Regions from separate parts of the Homo sapiens genome. Here region 2 is linked to region 1. The links are chromatin loops, found by intact Hi-C in ENCODE. Cell type or tissue: psoas muscle. All regions are shown on one strand. Links, peaks and the distances in the headings refer to the core of each region. The heading gives the core; the rest is flanking DNA.

Evidence for each region. Hi-C counts contacts between places; a loop is a spot of excess contacts. Peaks named below come from ENCODE experiments on the same cell type or tissue, not always from the same donor. Only the 100,000 strongest peaks of a DNase experiment are listed, where the experiment ranks them.
Region 2: a loop joins it to region 1, with 2.4 times the contacts of the local background. A loop is called at or near these places in 7 of 110 quality-filtered maps.

The regions. Positions count from the first base shown.
Region 1 is chr10:118,954,200-118,963,370 of GRCh38, forward strand. The region is part of intron 2 of LINC03036 (long intergenic non-protein coding RNA 3036); the gene reads right to left. Among named protein-coding and RNA genes, the nearest start is that of LINC03036, 71 kb to the right of the region's middle. RefSeq lists enhancers at 4,746-5,476, 5,477-6,206. In psoas muscle, for the core only: no CTCF peak of the experiment used is centred there; DNase peaks (open chromatin) are centred at 2,702, 5,132 and 6,243; H3K27ac peaks cover 2,539 bases.
Region 2 is chr10:119,003,273-119,012,443 of GRCh38, forward strand. All of the region lies in intron 2 of LINC03036 (long intergenic non-protein coding RNA 3036), which reads right to left. Among named protein-coding and RNA genes, the nearest start is that of LINC03036, 22 kb to the right of the region's middle. In psoas muscle, for the core only: no CTCF peak of the experiment used is centred there; a DNase peak (open chromatin) is centred at 3,789; H3K27ac peaks cover 3,517 bases.

The DNA.
Region 1 (9,171 bases), core at 852-8,851:
CACAAGGCTAGTGTTTGCTCCAACATCTGGCAGCAGATGTAAGTGGAGCCCTGTTTCTGAGAAGAGCAAGAACCGGGGAGGAGAGAGAGAATGTTGGCTGCTCCCTTCCTAGGGAGGACAAAACTCATCCACATCCCAGCATTCCAAATAGAGTATGGACAGAGAAAAACACTTCACAGAGAAACCTGGCAGGCGCCCCTGAACCAGGTGAGCCCCTGGTTAACATCACTAGTGATAAGGCATGTTGATATCTTGTACCCCTGTGATACGATGCACTGAAGACATTTCCCCTCTGTGAGCTTCTTCCCCAAATCCAATCCTCAGTCTACATATCAGAAAACATCAGCCGGGCACAGTGGCTCACGCCTGTAATCCTAGCACTTTGGGAGGCCGAGGCAGGCAGATCATGAGATCAAGAGATCGAGACCATCCTGGACAACATGGTGAAACCCCATCTCTACTAAAAATACAAAAATCAGCTGGGTGTGGTGGCACGCACCTGTAGTCCCAACTACTCAGGAGGCTGAGGCAGGAGAATCGCTTGAACCCGGGAGGCAGAGGTTGCAGTGAGCCGAGATCACACCACTGCACTCCAGCCTGGCGACAACGCCATCTCAAAAAAAAAAAAAGAAAAAGAAAACATTAGGTCAACTCAAACTGAGAAACATTCTATTCAACACCTGACTGCTCCTCTTCAGAAGTATCCAGGTAATGAAAGGCAAGGAAAGATGGAGAAACTATCACAGATCAGACGAAACTAAGAAACAAGGGCCAGATGTTGTAGCTCACACCTGTAGTCCCAACACGTTGGGAGGCTGAGATGGAAGAATTGCTTGAGGCCAGGATGTTGAGGCTGCAGTGAGCGAAGATGACACCTCTGCACTCCCAGCATCTCAAAAAAAAAAAAAAAAAAAAAGAAAGGAAGGAAAGAAGCTAAGGAGCCATGACAACTAAAAGCAATGTGGGATCCTAGATTAGCAGATTAGCTCCTGGAACAGAAATGGACATTAGTGGTGAAAACTAGAGAAATCTGCATCAAGTCTGTAGTCAGTTAATAGTAATGATATACCGATGATCATTTCTGAGTTTTGATGAATGCAGCATGCTATGTAAGATGGTAACATGAGACTGGGTGGGGGTGGATAGGAACTCTCTGCATAATCTTTGAAACTCTTGGGGAAATCTAAAATTATTTCAAAATTAAAAGTTGTAAAACAAACCCCAAAAACGAAGCAAATGCTTTTTTCCCCCTTAATTTTTAAAAACGCCTTGCCTTCTCATAACAGAGCATCAGGGCAGGCATCTGACAGCCTGGGCTCCACAAGAAAGCCCTCTGCACCTTTCCCTTCCCTCTGCCTGTGGCTTGTGCCTTCCTATCTCGATTGTCCTATGCTCCTTTGGCACTTGTCAGTCCAACCTGCCCATCCTCATCAGCTGCTTTCACCTCCCATGCCCTCTTCCACAGGCGACAAAGCCCATCTTTCAGGAAGAGACAATGCCCCCTTCTCAGACTCCAGGGTTCAGTTCTTAGGAGCTGATCCCATCCCCCATGGTGGGCAGGTCCAGGACCTCACTTGGCCAGTCAGCCCACTACCTCTGCAGCCTGGCTTTTGGGATTGGTTCAGAGATGGGTCCTTTACTCAGGACTTTGAGAGTGAGGACCGGAACTTGTGCTAAAATTACTGGAAAAGAGGCATAGTCTTTCTGTTGGGGTTGCTAAGCAGGTGGAAAATAAACCTGGGACTGGGGTAGGGGGCACCAGGTGAAGAACACCCCCTCTGTCTGAGAGTGAAGCCAGCCACAAGGAAAGCAGAGCTGGGTGACGGAAAGAGATGCAATGACTTTGCTTGAGCCCCTAGGATCCAGCTGTGCCTCAAGCTGGCACCCTCATCAGAACTTTTCTGTTGCATAAACTGGTATTTCCCTTTTTGGTTTAAACCAAAACTCCAGCTGAGTTTCTGTTGCTCACAACCTCCAATGTTAAGCCTCCCCTGGTGGCAAACTGTGAGTCTCTCCTCCTTCACCAGCTCCCACTCCTTTCTTCCCCAGGCCCTGGGACCAACTCTGCCTGAAGCAGGAGGGAAGAACAGGCTCCAGCCAGCCTCCTGGGGTCTGACCCCAAGATAAGGCTGTAAGTGCCAGGAGTTTATTTGGGAGCTACTCCCAGGAAGCATAGCTGAGGCAAAGAGGCAGGAAGGCTGTGTTCCAGAGCAGGTTATTGCCTGGCAAGAGGGGCCCAAGCCTGCTGGGGACCTCCAGGAGATGGCACAGACCACTCATCAGTTACCCTCCTGAAGGGAAGAAACCTGGGGGTAAGGGCATGTGGTGGGGGTGGGGGGTTATACACCAAATTTCATCCATCCTGGGTTGAGGGCTGCTCCTGGAGTCATTGTTCATCTGTTAATGTCTCAGAGCACATGCCCAACAGAGCAGCAGGTGCTTCCAAGAAAAGGACTCACCTGCGTACAATGGAAAGGTGAGTGCACAGGTGAGATGGCCAGGGACCAACAGCTGCTGCGACATCTGTGGACCGTATCAAGGACCCTGGGCTCCTGGTTTCCTGCTTGGTTCTCTAGCCTCTGGGGAGTCCCTCTGGTTCCCCTCCCCAATTCCCAGGCCTGTGCTCTGCCTTCCCATCAACACCCTGGATCTGCTGTGACAGTCACTTGGGACCATGCCCTGTGGACATGGGCACACATTGTTCATATGGACTCCCTGTTCCAGCAGCTCAGGCCCCACCCCCAGCTGGAAACTCCAGTTCCAGGGTGGCCCCTCCAGGTGTCAGTGGAAAAGGCATCTGACAGCAGCATGGTGACTTCCTCTGAAGCCCGACTGCTCATACCCACCTGAAGCCGCACAGCACAGATCATAAAAACCAGGATGGTGCAGGCACACAGACCCTGGGGTTAAACCCCAACTCACCCCTGGCTTGCTGGGCCATTTAACCTGGGAGAATGATAGACCCCAGTGCTCAGGACTGCAGTAAGGTTCCATGAGATGGTGTCTGTGACTCAGCCAGCATGCAGTAGACACTCACTGGACACAGTGGCATCGCTGCCAGATCTTGGAAAGTAGAGAAAGCCCCTGGGATGGTTACAGTAACTCCCAACCCAGAGCCACCTGCTACGGATGGGTTTTTGTTATGGTTCAAATTATGTCTCCCAAAAAGATACATCTTAACCTCCACTACCTTGAAATATGATCTTATTTGAAAATAAGGACGTTGCAGATGAAATGAGGTTAAGACGAGGTCACACTGGAGTAGGGTGGGCCCCTAATCCAATATGACTGGTGTCTTTATAAGAAGAGAAGACACACAAAGACAGACACACAGAGACAAGACAGCCCGGTGAAGACAGAGGCAGAGATTGTGTGATGCCGCCACACACCAAGGAACACTCAGGACTGCCCACAGCCGCCAGAAGCTGGAAGAGCAGGAAGGATCCTCCCCTGCAGGGTTCAGAGGGGGCACGGCCCTGCAGACACCTTGATTTTGGACTTGTAGCCCTTGGAACTGTGAGACAATCAAGTTCTGCTGTTTTAAGCCACCCAGTTTGGAGTACTTGGTTGATATTAGCTCTAGGACACTAAGACAGATTTTCACTGATCTCTTTCCAGGTTTCCAAAGGTAGATTTAACCATTTGAATGGAAACCATGCGCCAGCCACTTTTGTGGGGGGTTTCCCAAAGTGTGTTCTGGAACTGCAGGATGTCGACGGTTGTTGATGGTTGACCTGGAAAAATATGTGAAAAGGGGTTCTGTGGTCGACACGATTTGGATGTGTGTCCAAGCCCAAATCTCATGTCAAATTATAATCCCCAGTGTTGGAGGTGGGGCCAGGTGGGAGGTGACTGGATCACAGGAGCGGATTTCTCATGAATGGTTTAGCGCCATCCCGTCAGTGCAGGTCTCATGATGGTGAGTGCTTACAAGGTCTGATTGTTCAAAGGGGTGCATGACCTCCCCTCTCTCTCTCTTGCTCGTGCTCCCGCCACGTAAGACGCCTGCTCCCATTTTGTCTTTCGCCATGAGTAAAAGCTCCCTGAGGCCCTCCCAGAAGTAGATGCCACCACACTTCCTATACATGCCTGCAGAATCATGAGCCAATTAAGCCTCTTTTCTTGGCGGGGCATGGTGGCTCACGCTTGATATCCCAGCACTTTAGGAGGCTGAGGCGGGTGGATCACCTGAGGTCAGGAGTTCAAGACCAGCCTGGCCAACATGGCAAAACATCGTCTCTACTAAAAATACTAAAATTAGCCGGGCATGGTGGTGCACACCTGTAATCCCAGCTACTCGAGAGGTTGAGGCGCAAGAATCGCTTAAACCCAGGAGGCGGAGGTTGCAGTTAGCTGAGATCACACCACTACACTCCAGCCTGAGAGACACGGTGAGACTCCTTCTAAAAAAAAAAAACAAAAAACTCTTTTCTTATAAATGACCTAGTCTCAGGTATGTATTTGTAGCAATTCGAGAACAGACTAATACAGTGGTCAAGTAATCAGGGAACAGTTGAACAGTTTCTTGCACGACTTCTCAGGGCCTTTAACATGCTAGTGTGTCTTGTGAATACCCATGAGCGGATACAGGAATGGTTGTCCTACTTCTATTTTTTTGTTTTTTTAGTTTTGATTTTTTATTTTGTCCTAAATTTATGTAACCACAGAAGCCTCTTCTCAGAGCCTCTGGTGGGATTTGCCTCTGTAGAGTGGAGCTGGGAAAATCCTGCAAGAGCGAGTCCAGTGGTAACAGAGGAAAAGGCCCATGTTCAGGGAGTTTGGAGCTCCCCATATGGAAGATGCATTTGCCTCCCTGTGGGATAACCTCAGGGCCACTTTAGGTTCATGGGGCTGCAAGCTGGTGCTCTACAGATCTGCAGCAAGAGTGTGACTTCCAGTCCTGTGTTGCACTGAATTCCAGGGACCGCGTGTGTCCCCGTTCCCCTCCCCAGCCACCCCCCACCACCCCCCATACACATAGTTGGCATTTAACCTTGCCAAATATCTTTGGTATGGCAATAGAATGATCTGGCTCCTAAAGAAAGAAGTCAGAGTTCAAAATGCTGAGTCATTCACCACGAGAGCAGTGCCTGAGGAGAAGTAGGTCAGCCTGGGCCGAGCCTCCCCACCCCTCCTTGGCATCAAAAGCACCCAGCACAGTAAAGGCAGCTCACACATGGCCGGGGCTGTTCTACAGGCTCTATCTGTATCCACTCTTTAAAGCCTCATGACAATGCTACAAGGGGTAACTGTGAGTCTCCTGAAATTCCAGATAGGAAACTGAGGCACAAGGAAGGGAGGAGGGATGGACCCCCAGCAACCCGGCCACATCCCTAACCAGAAACAAAGGATGGATCATCCTAGACACTGCAGCAAAAGACAAGAGTTAACCACTCATTCCCCAAACACAGGAGCAGACCCCACCCTTGAGAAGCTTGCACTGATGGAGACAGACAAGCAGCACCCCCACGGCAACAGCAGTGGGCAACAACCTGCTAGGAGGAGGCCCGATGCCATGGGAGTACCAGTAGGGGTACCCCGCCTGGACTTTGGAGGTGGTGGTACTCAGGGAGAGCTTCCTGGAGGAGGCAGTCTCTAAGCCAGGTTCTGAGAACAAGTGGGAGTTAGCCAGGTGAAGTAACTTTAACATGCTAGTGTGCCTTGTGAATACCCATGAGAGGATACAGGAGTGGTTGTTTCAGCCCAAGGATGCACCTGTGCAGAAACTTAGAAGCCAGGAGACAGCAAGGGCCTTTTGGGGAACTTGGGGAGGAACAGAGTAAGAAGCCGAAGCCAGCTGCCATCAAGGAAGCTCTCTGACCCACAGCCACGCTGTAAGTTGGAAAGTCTGGATTCAAATCCTGACTCCATTTATTCCTAGCTGAGTGACCGTGGGCTGTTAAACAACCTTTCTGGGCCTCAGCTTCCATATCTGGAAAATGCAGAAAGGAACAGTACCTTCCACACAGGGCTGTTGTGTGGGTGAAAGGATCTGCTGTGTATCAAGCACTTGGCCTAGGCATAAGGAAGCACTAAGTGGTGTCCACATCGTCATTGGGTAGGAGTCAGCCCAAGCCCTCCAGCAATTCAGCAAGAGTTACACAAAGTTACATTCAGTCCTGCAGAGCAGGTCCAGCTAAGTACAAAGGCAGGCTTGGGGCTTCCAGGAAAGGGGAGAAGCAGCCGGTGAGACCACAGGAACATCCGCCCTCCCCGCCCTGGCCCCAGGCCTCCGGGTTGCCTCCTCCTTCCCAAGGTAAGGCCCTGCCAAGAAATTCCACTGAAATTCCAAGAAAGTTCACTTTGAGTTTCACCCAGTCCCTAAATGGAAACACGCATGCGCACGTGCACACACACATGTGCACACGCACACACAGCATGAGGGGAAACCTAGAGCATCTTTATTTTATCCCCACCATGAAGCGGACTGGTTTGGAAAAGTACCCTGCCTGCCTCTTCATGGGGCTGGGTGTGGTCCTGAGCAAGATGGCAGGAGGTGGACGTGAAACCCATCTCTTCCCCCGCCGTGGGGACATCATTTCTCATTGGGAGTTGGCAGAAGGAGCTGTGATAAGGGGCGTCCTCTCTCCAAGCCTTGGGGATCTGGAAGGGATGCAGGTGATTCCACCCATAAAAAGCATCCTGGCAGATCCCCAAGCTGGGCCACCTGCATCTGCAGCATTTCTCATGAGGCCTCCTCATGTAGATTCATGGAAAACTTGGTAGGGTACTTTTCAGGTGGACATTTGACTATCTTAAGCAGGTGCACCCCTTTAAAATGGGATCTGGAGCCGATTACCCCCACCCTGAGTGAGAAGTGCACCTGATGGGGGAACTTATCACCCGTGGCCTCAGATTGTTAAGCGACAGCTCCAGCCCCTTGATCTTGGTGTGCCCTCGGCTCTCCAGACTGGTAGCTTTCAGGTCAGCAGCAGCCATGGGGAGGAAGTGTGCCTTATTCTGGTTTAGAAAGCACTCTGGTGCTTCAGCTTCTGAGCACCTATCCTTTAAAATGCCCCCTGGTTACAATAAATTGTACAGAAGAAATGTTGTACTTTGCAAAAGAACTTTTTAATCTCATTTAAAAAAATAAAATGACTCGCTGACTCATGAATGCCACCAACCCTCTTAGTAACACCAGGATTTGGAATTGTGCCTCACCTGTCAGCAGAGGAGAGGGGATGCTGAGGAGAAAGGTGAGAAATGTCCAGTGAGGTTCCTGAAGCCTGGACCCCCAAGCACCCCCTCGCTCTGACCTCTGACCCCGCAACACAGGCTGTTCCTGTCCCATTCCACGCTGAAAGAGCTCACTGAACACCTGCCTCATTCACCGCCCTACACCTTGCCTCTGCTTGGCCTTGACAGACACTAAGACAAGTCCCCTCCCATCTGCCTCACGGCCCCCACCTGACCCCCTGCCCCTCCTCTAATCCATCACTGAGATTCATTCCTACAAAGTGCAAGGACACTCACCACCCCAATGCTTGCCTCACACTGGCATTCAAGGGCATCTGCTCCAGGGGCCCAACAGGATCACTGGCGAATGGAAGGTGACAGACAGGGAGCCACACCCGGTTCTCAGGTCCTGTAGGGTTCTCAGGAGCCTGTGAATGGAGGGCAGGGGAGTAGTTCCAAGAAACTGAAAAAGCCCACTGTACAAAAACAAAAAGAGTACTTACTGGAAGTTTCCATTTATATAAAAGTCTAGAAAATGCAAATTAATCTAACAGTTGCCTGGGGTGGGAGGTGGGACAGTAGTGAGCACAGGGGCATGGGGAACCTCTTGGGGGACTGATCTGTTCATTATCTTGACAGCAGTGACAGTTGCATGGTTGTGTACATGTGCCAAAACTCAAATTACACACTTTATGTGCAGTTTATTGAAGTCTATCACACCCCAGTAAAGCTGTTTAAAAACTGATTATGTAGAAGGCAGGTGTGTCTGGAGCTCACAGAAGGGAGGGGATAGTCAGAGATGAGGCCGGAGGAACAGGAGGGACCAGCTCAGTGTGCTTTAGAGACCCCTGGGACTAGGCTTATGAGCAGCGTTGCAGTTTTCTACGATGCAGTAAGAAAGGGACCACAAACCATGTGGCTTAAGTGACAGAAATTTATTGTCTCCATTCAGGAGATGAGAAATCCAAAACCAGAGTGTCATAGTGTCAGAGGCGTTTGAACCAGAGTAACTCCATCTTGAATAGGAGCTGGGTAAAATATGGCTGAGACCTGCTGGGCTGCATTCCCAGGAGGTTAGGCATTCTTAGTCACAGAATGAAATAGAAGGTCAGCACAAGATACAGGTCATAAAGACCTTGCTGATAAAACAGTTTGCATTAAAGAAGCCGGCCAAAACCCACCAAAACCTAGATGGCCACCAGAGGATGACCTCTGGTCGTTCTTGCTGTACTCCCACCAGGGCCATGACAGTTTACGAATGCCATGGCAACGTTAGAAAGTTACCGTATATGCTCTAAAAATGGGAGGCCTGAATCATCTACCCCTTGTTTAGCATATCATCAAGAAATAACCATAAAAATAGGCAACCAGCAGCCCTTGAGGCTGCTGTCTATGGAGTAGCCATTCTTTTAATCCTTTACTTTCCTAATAAACTTACTCTCACATTACAGACTACTTGCCCTGAATTCTTCTTGCGATAGATCCTACAACCCTCTCTTGGGATCTGGATCGGGACCCCTTTCCTGTAACAATAGGATTGGCTCCTTCTGAAGGCTGTGGGGAGAATTCCTTCCAAGCTTCCCTCCTAGCATCTGCGGGGGGCTGGCAATGTGTGGCATTCACCCCATTTCTGCCTTCGTCTTCGTGTGGCCTTCTCCCTGTGTGTGTCTCTGTCCAGATTTCCCCTTTTTATGAGGTTCACCCTAATGCAGAATGGCCTCATCTTAATTACATCTGCAATGATCCTGTTTTCAAATAAAGTCACATTCTGAGGTACTGGGGATTAGGAACAAAACATGTGAATTTGGGGTGGGGTAGAGGAGCACAGTTCAACCTCTAACAGGCCATTTGTGGAATAAAAAAAATAACTGCATAAGAATCGGGGGAGAGTAGGGGAGAGGCAAGTGAGGAGCCCAAGTCCGAATTCTGCTCCGAAACTCCCCCTGGGAGCCTGGGCAGCCCCTTAACTTCTCCGCGCTGCTGATTTTTCTTCTG
Region 2 (9,171 bases), core at 577-8,576, 49 kb after region 1:
AAAGATACGTACCGTTTCATTTAACAACAACAAAAAGTGGAGATGGAGATCAGACTGTGTCCTGGCCTCGTTTAACAGTGATAGGTGTCAGCGTGGTTCCATGCCACTGCGTGCCCTTTTATTTAAGGGTGAGAAATCTGAGATCCAGAGGAGAGAAATAACTTGCCATTTCTGTGTAGCAGGTCACTGGTGGATCAGAAACAGCGATGCTGGCTCTCACTCACTCTGGTCCTTTCCAGCCATGATGCTGCTGCATGGTGACCTCCCTTTGAAGGTGACACTTCTTCAACATGGGGGGCCTGTGGCCTCCAGCTGCAGGCAGCAGCTAGGGGCAGCTGGTGCGATATGCCTTGGACTTCCCCAGCAGATCCCAGGACTCACAGCCCTCAGCCTCAGGGCAGCCTGCAGAGCAGCCACTGTGACTCCCTGGCCAGGACCCCGGACCGGACTTCCCAGGAGCTATCACCTCCCACCCTCCAGCTGGGTCCAGTTACTACACAGAGAGATGAGCCTGGACATTACCTCTGGCCAAGAGACAAGGTGTGGCTGGTTCAACCACAGGCCATGGGTACACCCGCCCAGGCATGTCCAGGCAGTCAGGATTCATCTTCAGGTCGTCAGGGGACATGTGGCGTGCTTTTCCTGTGGCCAGACAATGAATGCTCTTTGGCTCCAGGAAGGGAGCTGTTCCTCACCAAATGTCACAGCAGTGGACACAGGGGCCCTGACGATGAAAGGCATCCTGAAAGGCAAGCCCACCACCCTGAACCTTCCCAGGGAACTGAGGGAAATGGAGAAGTTAAAGGACAGCTGGAGACACCCACCAGGCTGCAGACACACCCCAGGCTGCAGACACACCCACCAGGCTGCAGTCTGCAGAAACAAGAGAGGAAAACCTTAGCAGTCAAGAGAGCTGATGGGTGAAGGGCACCAGCTTTGGAATCTGCTAGCCTGGGTTCCAATTCCCATCAAGTTCTTGCTGGCTGTGTGACCCTGGGTGTGTTGCATTCCCTGTCTTAGCCTCAGCCTCCACATCTATAAAATGGGATTACTCATGATACCTTCCTCCCTGGATAACTGGAATTTAAATGAGGAGCCAGAGGAGAGCTCTTAGCACACTGCTAGGTGGGTTACTTATGGGTTTTTTGTTTGCTGTTTTTGAAACAGGGTCTTGCTAGGCCAGGTGTGGTGGCTCACACCTGTAATCCCAGCACTTTGGGAAGCCGAGGCGGGTGGATCACTTGAGGTCGGGAATTTGAGACCAGCCTGGCCAACATGGTGAAACCCCGTCTCTATTAAAAATACAAAAATTAGCTGGGTGTGGTGGCGCACATCTGTAATCCCAGCTACTTGGGAGGCTGAGGCAGGAGAATTGCATGAACCCAGGAGGCAGAGGTTGCAGTGAGCTGAGATGGTGCCATTGCACTCCAGTGTGGGCAACAGAGGAAGACTCTGTCCCCCTGACCCCCAAAAAAGGAAAAGAAACAGGATCTTGCTATGTTATGCTGGTCTCCAACTCCTGGGCTCAAGTGATCCTCCCATGTAAGCCTCCCAAGAAGCTGGGACTACAGGCATGCACCACCGATGCCTGGCTACCCACTGTTTTTATTATTTACCTAGTGGTGCTGAGAAAGGAGAGATACCACCTAAGTGAATGTAACCACATCATAGACACCCAAAACACCAACTAGTGTGCTCGTCATTTTCTTTTCTTTTTTTTTTCTTTTTTTTTTTTTTTAACAGAGTCTTACTCTGTCACCCAGGCTGGATTGCAGTGGCACAATCTTGGCTCACTGCAACCTCTGCCTCCCAGGCTCAAGCAATTCTCATGTCTCAGCCTCCCAAGTAGCTGGGACTACAGGCGTATGCCACCATGCCTGGCTAATTTTTGTATTTTTAGTAGAGACGGGGTTTCGCCATGTTGGCCAGGCTGGTCTCAAACTCCTGGTCTCAGGTGATCCGCCCACCTTGGCCTCCCAAAGTGCTAGGATTATAGGCATGAGCCACCGCGCCCAGTCAGGTGTGCTAATCATTTTCTAAACTAAATGTATTAGGCACTTCCTGCCTTTTTAAACAGAGTAAATGAAATTTAACATGTTCCCAATAACTCAGAATTGACATTACCAAATTACTACACTCTGCCATCCCACAGTACTATCCGTAGAAGTAGCCGAGTGTATGTCTAACACCACCTCCTCTATCACCACCAACTCAATGGCCTGAGCTGACCATGAGTCATCAAAGAAAATGTTACAAATGTATGTAAAGATTTAATGGGTTCCTAGAAAGGAGCTGACTCTCCTGTATAGCAAAACTACTCAGTAGAACACGGAGAGAGTTACCCAAAGCCTTTTACTCACGCCCAACTTCTCAGCCTCTTCCTAGATGGCTGGGCTTCTGAGGGTCAGATTCGTAGAAAGGGGACCATTATTCTGTTCATCCAACATGACTTTCAACACAGAGAGTGCTTCAAGGTGCTTTGTCTTTTAGATACATGCATAACTACTATCACTGAAATATTAGGTTGGTGCACAAGTAATTGCGGTTTTTGCCAAGAAAAGTAATGGCAAAAACCGCAATTACTTTTGCACCAGTGTAATAATTAGCATCTTCCGCTAATCTTTTTCTAGAAATTTGAGAGAGACTTCAGCTGAGTTAAATTCATGTCTCTGACACTGGGTTTCTCTTTCCAGCCTGTAAAGACCACTTTGAGGATGATGAGACACATCCTGAGCAGAGCCAGCTAGGCGTGGCCCCTTGAAAACAGCCCTTGTTTCCCGATCACATGATCTCAGCTCCTTCTCCAGTGGCACTCATCACATTATTCTGCAGTCACTGAGCTTCTGTCACCCAACAGATATTTGCAAAGTCCCATGATGTACCAGGCACCAGGAGAGCACTGAGGGTCCCTCTTTCCAGAAGCCCCCATCAGTGAAGGGAACAGACAGGTGGCAGCGGTCTGTCCTGCCTTGTGGCCAGGAGGTAGCAAGTACAAAGTCCCTGGGGTCTTGGAGGACAAAGTGACCAGCTCTGCTGCATGGGAAAGGAGGAAGCTTTCCTGAAAAGGGGACACTTGAGCTGAGCCTCGAAGGCCAAAAAGGAGGAAGGGTGCCTGTAATCCCAGCTACTCAGGAACCTGAGGCATGAGAATCACTTGAACCTGGGAGGCGAGGTTGCAGTGAGCTGAGATCGCACCACTGCACTCCAGCCTGGGCAACAGAGTGGGACTCTGTCTCAAAAAAAAGAAGGGAAGGGTATTCCTGGCAGAGGAAGAGGCTTGTGCAAAGGCACAGAGGTGTGAATGTTTGCAGCTTCCGTGGAGCTGAGGCAGAGGCTGAGTCCAGACTGCAAATGTCCCATCAGTGTCCATGCATCACCTTAGAGACAGTCTGGGCAGAATTGGGAAAGGACCCAAGAATCTCCCTCCAGTCCCTTACCTCTTGGCTGGAGCTCATCCCAGGAGACCTGCAGCCCTGCTTTACAATCCAGGAATTGAAGGTTCCACAAAAGCCCGCGAGACAGGTCCCCCCAAGCCCAGGCACATCTTAAAGAGCTTGTGATCGTTTGCTGGAGACTGCACCTGCAGATGACCAACTGGACCACAGAGCGGCAGATCCCCTGGCCTAACAGGCTAAAAATAGTCCCAGTGTAGATTTCCAGACAAGACTGACGCACTCAAACCAAAAAGACTCACAGATTTGCACAGCTGATGAAAACTAAAATATCAACAGGCTCCTCCAGCCTGCAGAGCACCTTACTCAACCAGACAGAGATTTAGCAAGAGATTCGTTTTCTGAGCTCCTGCCAGATCCCGGGAGGAGAGGCCAGAGAGTTTGTTATCATCTCTTAAGTAAACCATGATTCATCCTCATAGCAGAAAAAAGAATGAGGTGGCAGTATATATACTGACTTGGAAAGACTCTAGGACATAGTAAATGATAAAAGCAAACTGCAGAATGTATGGAATCACAGATATACTAAATTAAAAAGTGTGTGTGTGTGTGCGTGTGTATGCATGTGCGTGTGTTCATGTATAAATGCATGGCAAAAAGCCTGGAATTCCTCACAACCACGCCATGCAGTAGTATTGTTATCCATTTAAGCTTTTGTGAGGTTAAGTAACTTGAACATATGGCATAGTAAATATGGCTATTATATCCAGACCATATGGAACTGGATTATGATAACAATCGCTGAGATTTATATAGCAAACTTTTTTTTTAAGAACTGAAGAATACTCACTAAACCCATTCATTTTACTGTGTGCCTGGCACTACTCTTGCCTCTGGAGATAAAGTGATGAAAAAGTACAAGTGAAGTCTCTGCCTTCGTGACACTAACACTCCAGGGTCACCTCCGGGGAGGTAATGATAGAGAGTGGGAGTCAAGGAGATAAAGGAAAATATTATCCTTGTCTATAATGTTTGAATTATTATTATTATTTTTTTTTTTTTTTGAGACAGAGTCTCGCTCTCTCTCCCCGTCTGGAGTGCAGTGGCGCGATCTCGGCTCACTGCAAGCTCCGCCTCCCGGGTTGACACCATTCTCCTTCCTCAGCCTCCGAGTAGCTGGGACTACAGGCACCTGCCACTGCGCCCAGCTAATTTTTTGTATTTTTAGTAGAGACGGGGTTTCACCATGTTAGCCAGGATGGTCTCAATCTCCTGACCTCGTGATCCACCCGCCTCAGCCTCCCAAAATGCTGGGATTACAGGCGTGAGCCACCATGCCCGGCCTGAATTTTTTATAATAGGAATTAATCCACTATTTGAATAATTAAAATTTATTTTTAGTGTTCTCAATGAAAAGGCACCCTTTGCCTTTGAGGACATTTTTTTCTTTTCTTTTCTTTTCTTTTTTCTTTTTTAGAGAGACAAGGTCTCATTATGTTGCCCAGGATGGCCTCAAACTCTGAGGCTCAAGTGATCCTCCTGCCTCAGCCTCCAAGTAGCTAGGACTACAGGCACGTACCACCACACCTGGCTGCCTTTGGCGGTATTCACTCTTCAAGCCTACCACCCAACTACTAAGAGTTGATTTTTAATAACTTTAATTTTGGGGTTGTTTTTATCTTTTTTCCCTTTTTTGAAATGGAGTTTCACTCTGTTACCCAGGCTGGAGTGCATTGGCGTGATCTCGGCTCACTTCAACCTCCACCCACCGGGTTCGAGCAATTTTCCTGCCTCAGCCTCCCGAGTAGCTGGGACTACAGGCGTGCGCCACCACGTGTGGCTAATTTTTGTATTTTTAGTAGAGATGAGGTTTCACCATGTTGTCCAGGCTGGTCTTAAACTCCTGACTTCAAGTGACCCACCTGCCTCAGCCTCCCAACATGCTGGGATTACAGGCGTGAGCCACCGCGCCCGACCATAACTTTAGTTTTAATGACTATAACAGTATGTGCATTCAGAAAAGTGAAATACAGGGAGATGTCATTTGGGGGCACCTTGCTATGCACTGTCTCTATGTTAGACCTTTTCCATACACCATCTTGTCTGATCTTCTGTACAACTACAGCAGGAGTTGAGAACAATAGCTACTTCATAGATCCGTTCTTAAACAGGGGTGACTTTGCCTCCAAGGGACATGTGGTAAAATCTGAAGATGTGTTTGGTGGCCACACTGTGGGGGGCAGGGCGGTTACTACTGGGATCTAATGGAGAAAGGCCAAGGATGCTGCTAAACATCCTACAGTGCACAGCACAGCCCACAACCAAGAATGACCCAACCCAAAACGCCAATGGTGCTGGGGTTGAGAGACCATGTCACAGATGAAGAAACACGTTCGGGGAAATGACTTCCCCCAGGTCACACAGCTAGTGTGGTAAGCAGAATAACGGCCATCCAAACCTGTGAGTACGTTACCTTACATGGTAAAGGGGAATTAAAGCTGGATTAAGGTTGCTAGCCAGCTGATCTTAAAATAGGGAGATGATCCTGGATTATCCAGGAAAGCCCAATGTAATCACAAGGGTCCTTATAAGCAAGCAAGGAGGCAGGAGGGTCTGTGTTAGAGATGAAGAGTGAGAAAGACTCAACCAGCCTCCACTGGCTTTGAAGATGGAGTTGGGTTTGACCCCAAGGCCTAGCTCTTGACCACTACACTAGAAGAAGGGTTGGGGAGGAAGATCAGGGATCTTCTATAACCCCACAGTCCAGGGAGAACCATTGTTAATATTTTGGAATTAGGCCAGGCACAGTAGCTCGATGTGATCCTCCTGCTTTGGCCTCCCAAAGCACTTTGGGAGGCCAAAGCAGGAGGATCACTTGAGCCTAGGAGTTTAAGGCTGCAATGAGCTATGATCATGCCACTGTACTCTAGCCTGGGCAACAAGAGCAAGACCCTGTCTCTAAAATAATAACAATAGTATTTTGGAATTATACCATAGTTACAGATGTATATCATAAGCATTCACCTGTGTCATGAAAAATTAATAGAGGCCAGGCGCGATGGCTCACACCTGTAATCCCAGCACTTTGGGAGGCCGAGGCAGGTGGATCACGAGGTCAGGAGTTCGAGACCAGCTTGGCAAAGATGGTGAAACCCCGTCTCTACTAAAAGTACAAAAATTAGCCGAGCGTGGTGGCAGATGCCTGTAATCCCAGCTACTCAGGAGGCTGAGCGAGAGAACTGCTCGAACCCAGGAGGCGAAGGTTGCAGTGAGCTGACATCGTGCCACTGCACTCCAGGCTGGGCGACAGAGTGAGACTCCGTTTCAAAAATAAAAAAAAATAAAAAATTAATAGAAAGTCTAACTTTAATTGACCATGTGATAGTTTATCATGTGTTTTAGCATCATTTAACTTCTTACGTGGGCATAAGTTGTTTTCAATTCTGTGCTAAAACCACCCTGCAATAACTATTTTTACTGAATTTCTGACTGCATTCGGGGTTATCGCCTTAGATTCCTAGAAGTCGAATCATTGATCCAATAGGAAATGAATATTTGAGGTTGTTAATAGATAATGCTAAATAGCTCTCCAAAAACGTAAGTACAGGAAAGTATCCACTTCATCAAATTCTTCAAAATCTGATAGATTTTTAAAAATCATTTGATAGGTAAAAGAGTATATTAATTTGCCTTTCTTTGGTTATTACAGTAGGTAACCTTTTTCTCGTATATTTACAAATCATTTTTATTTTATCTATGATCATTTGTTCACATTTTTTGCCCACTTTTCTATTTTTGTGTTAATAATTTTCTAATCAGTTTGTGTTTTATGTACATAGCAATATCAACATTAAAGCTAGTAACCCTGTGTTCTTGTATATATGACAAATATATTTTGGAAAATATTTGCCATGCATATTTGTTAGGGGAAAATGTTTGCCATAAATAGTTGTTTGTTGTTGCTTTTTAGCATTTTGTTGTTAATGTTTTATACCTTTTATTTAGGTTTTTTTTGTTGTTGTTGGTGGTGGTTTTTGGGTTATTTGTCTTTTGCATTTTTAGTAGACACAAGGTTTTACTATGTTGCCCAGGCTGGTCTCAAACTCATGACTCAAGCAATCCCCTCGCTTCGGCCTCTCAAAGTGCTGGGATTACAGGTGTAAGCCACCACACCCACCCACTTTTTTTTTTTTTTTTTTTCATATTGTCAGATACTTTTCCCTTTGGGATATCAGCCATCATCTAAATGCTTTGAAAGGCCCTCCTAATTCAGAGATGAGGTAAATATTTACATGTATTTCCTATTAGGTTGTGTGTATGTGTGGAGTTTAACTTCTTAATTTTGACTTTAATTTATAACTTCATTATGATCATGAGATGCCCACCATGAGGGCAAAGTTCCTGCAACTTTTTAAGCTTGTCAACAGATGAAAAGGTCAAATTACCACCCCAGGAAATACACAAGTTTAGGCAAAAGTGAGCCTAAATTTGACACACAGTAACTCGTAAGCATCCATGCTGTGGTCCAGCAAGGCCGTTAGGCATAAAGGGTGAGCAGATCTCAGAAGGACGCCAAACAGCATCTCCTCTCCACAAGCCAAGCCATGTTCAGTGTTTCTCCTTTCACACTGAGAATTCCCCAGTGCTTATCATCAGCACATCCTGATGGTTTTCCTGGACTCCCTCCTCCCACCACACCATGCTCGACCTCACAAAGATGCAAGGGTCCTCGCTGGGGGTCCCTGAGCTCCACTTCCCTGATAATCTCCCACCAACACCAAAAGGAAGGATGAAACTCCTCAAACCCACCCTAAGTGGTGACTAGTGTCTGCCTGGATGGAGAAGCCCAAACAAACATCACCGAAGGTGATGGATTCGAGCCTGGAGCAGCGATTCTCAGTAATTCTCAACTGCAGAGCCCAGTCAGCTGTGAAATGTCATCAGCAATATCCGTGATAATAAAGGGATGGCTGGGCGTGGTGGCTCACACCTGTAATCCCAGCACTTTGGGAGGCCGAGGCGGGCAGACCATGAGGTCAGGAGATCGAGACCATCCTGGCTAACACGGTGAAACCCCATCTCTACTAAAAATACAAAAAATTAGCCAGGCGTGATGGCGGGCGCCTGTAGTCCCAGCTACTCGGGAGGCTGAGGTAGGAGAATGGCGTGAACCCGGGAGGTGGAGCTTGCAGTGAGCCGAGATCGCACCACTGCACTCCACCTTGGGCAACAGAGCAAGACTCCGTCTCAAAAAATAATAATAATAATAATAATAATTATTATTATTATTATTATTATTATTAAGGGATTTGGCTGGGCATGATGGCTCATGCCTGTAGTCCCAGCACTTTGGGAGGTGGAGGCTGGTGGGTTGTTTGAGCCCAGCCTGGGCAATGTGGTAAAACCCCATCTCTACACAAAAACACAAAAAAATTAGCCAGGCTTGGTGGTGTGCACCTGTGGTCCCAGCTACTCAGTAGGCTGAGGTGGGAGGACTGCTTATTACTTGCTTATTAATACTGCTCATGGGTTCTGTTGAACAGACATACCACAGTGTATTTATCCATTCTGCTGATGAATATTTGAGCTATTTCCAGTTTGGGGCAATTAGGAACAATGTTAGTGTGAACACTTTTAACAACCTTATTGAGGTATAATTTATATTACTATAAAATGTACCCATTATAATTGGACTATATACAGCTTTGGCAGGGCACAGTGGCTCACATCTGTAATACCAGCACTTTGGGAGGCTGAGGCGGGTGGACTGCTTGAGCTC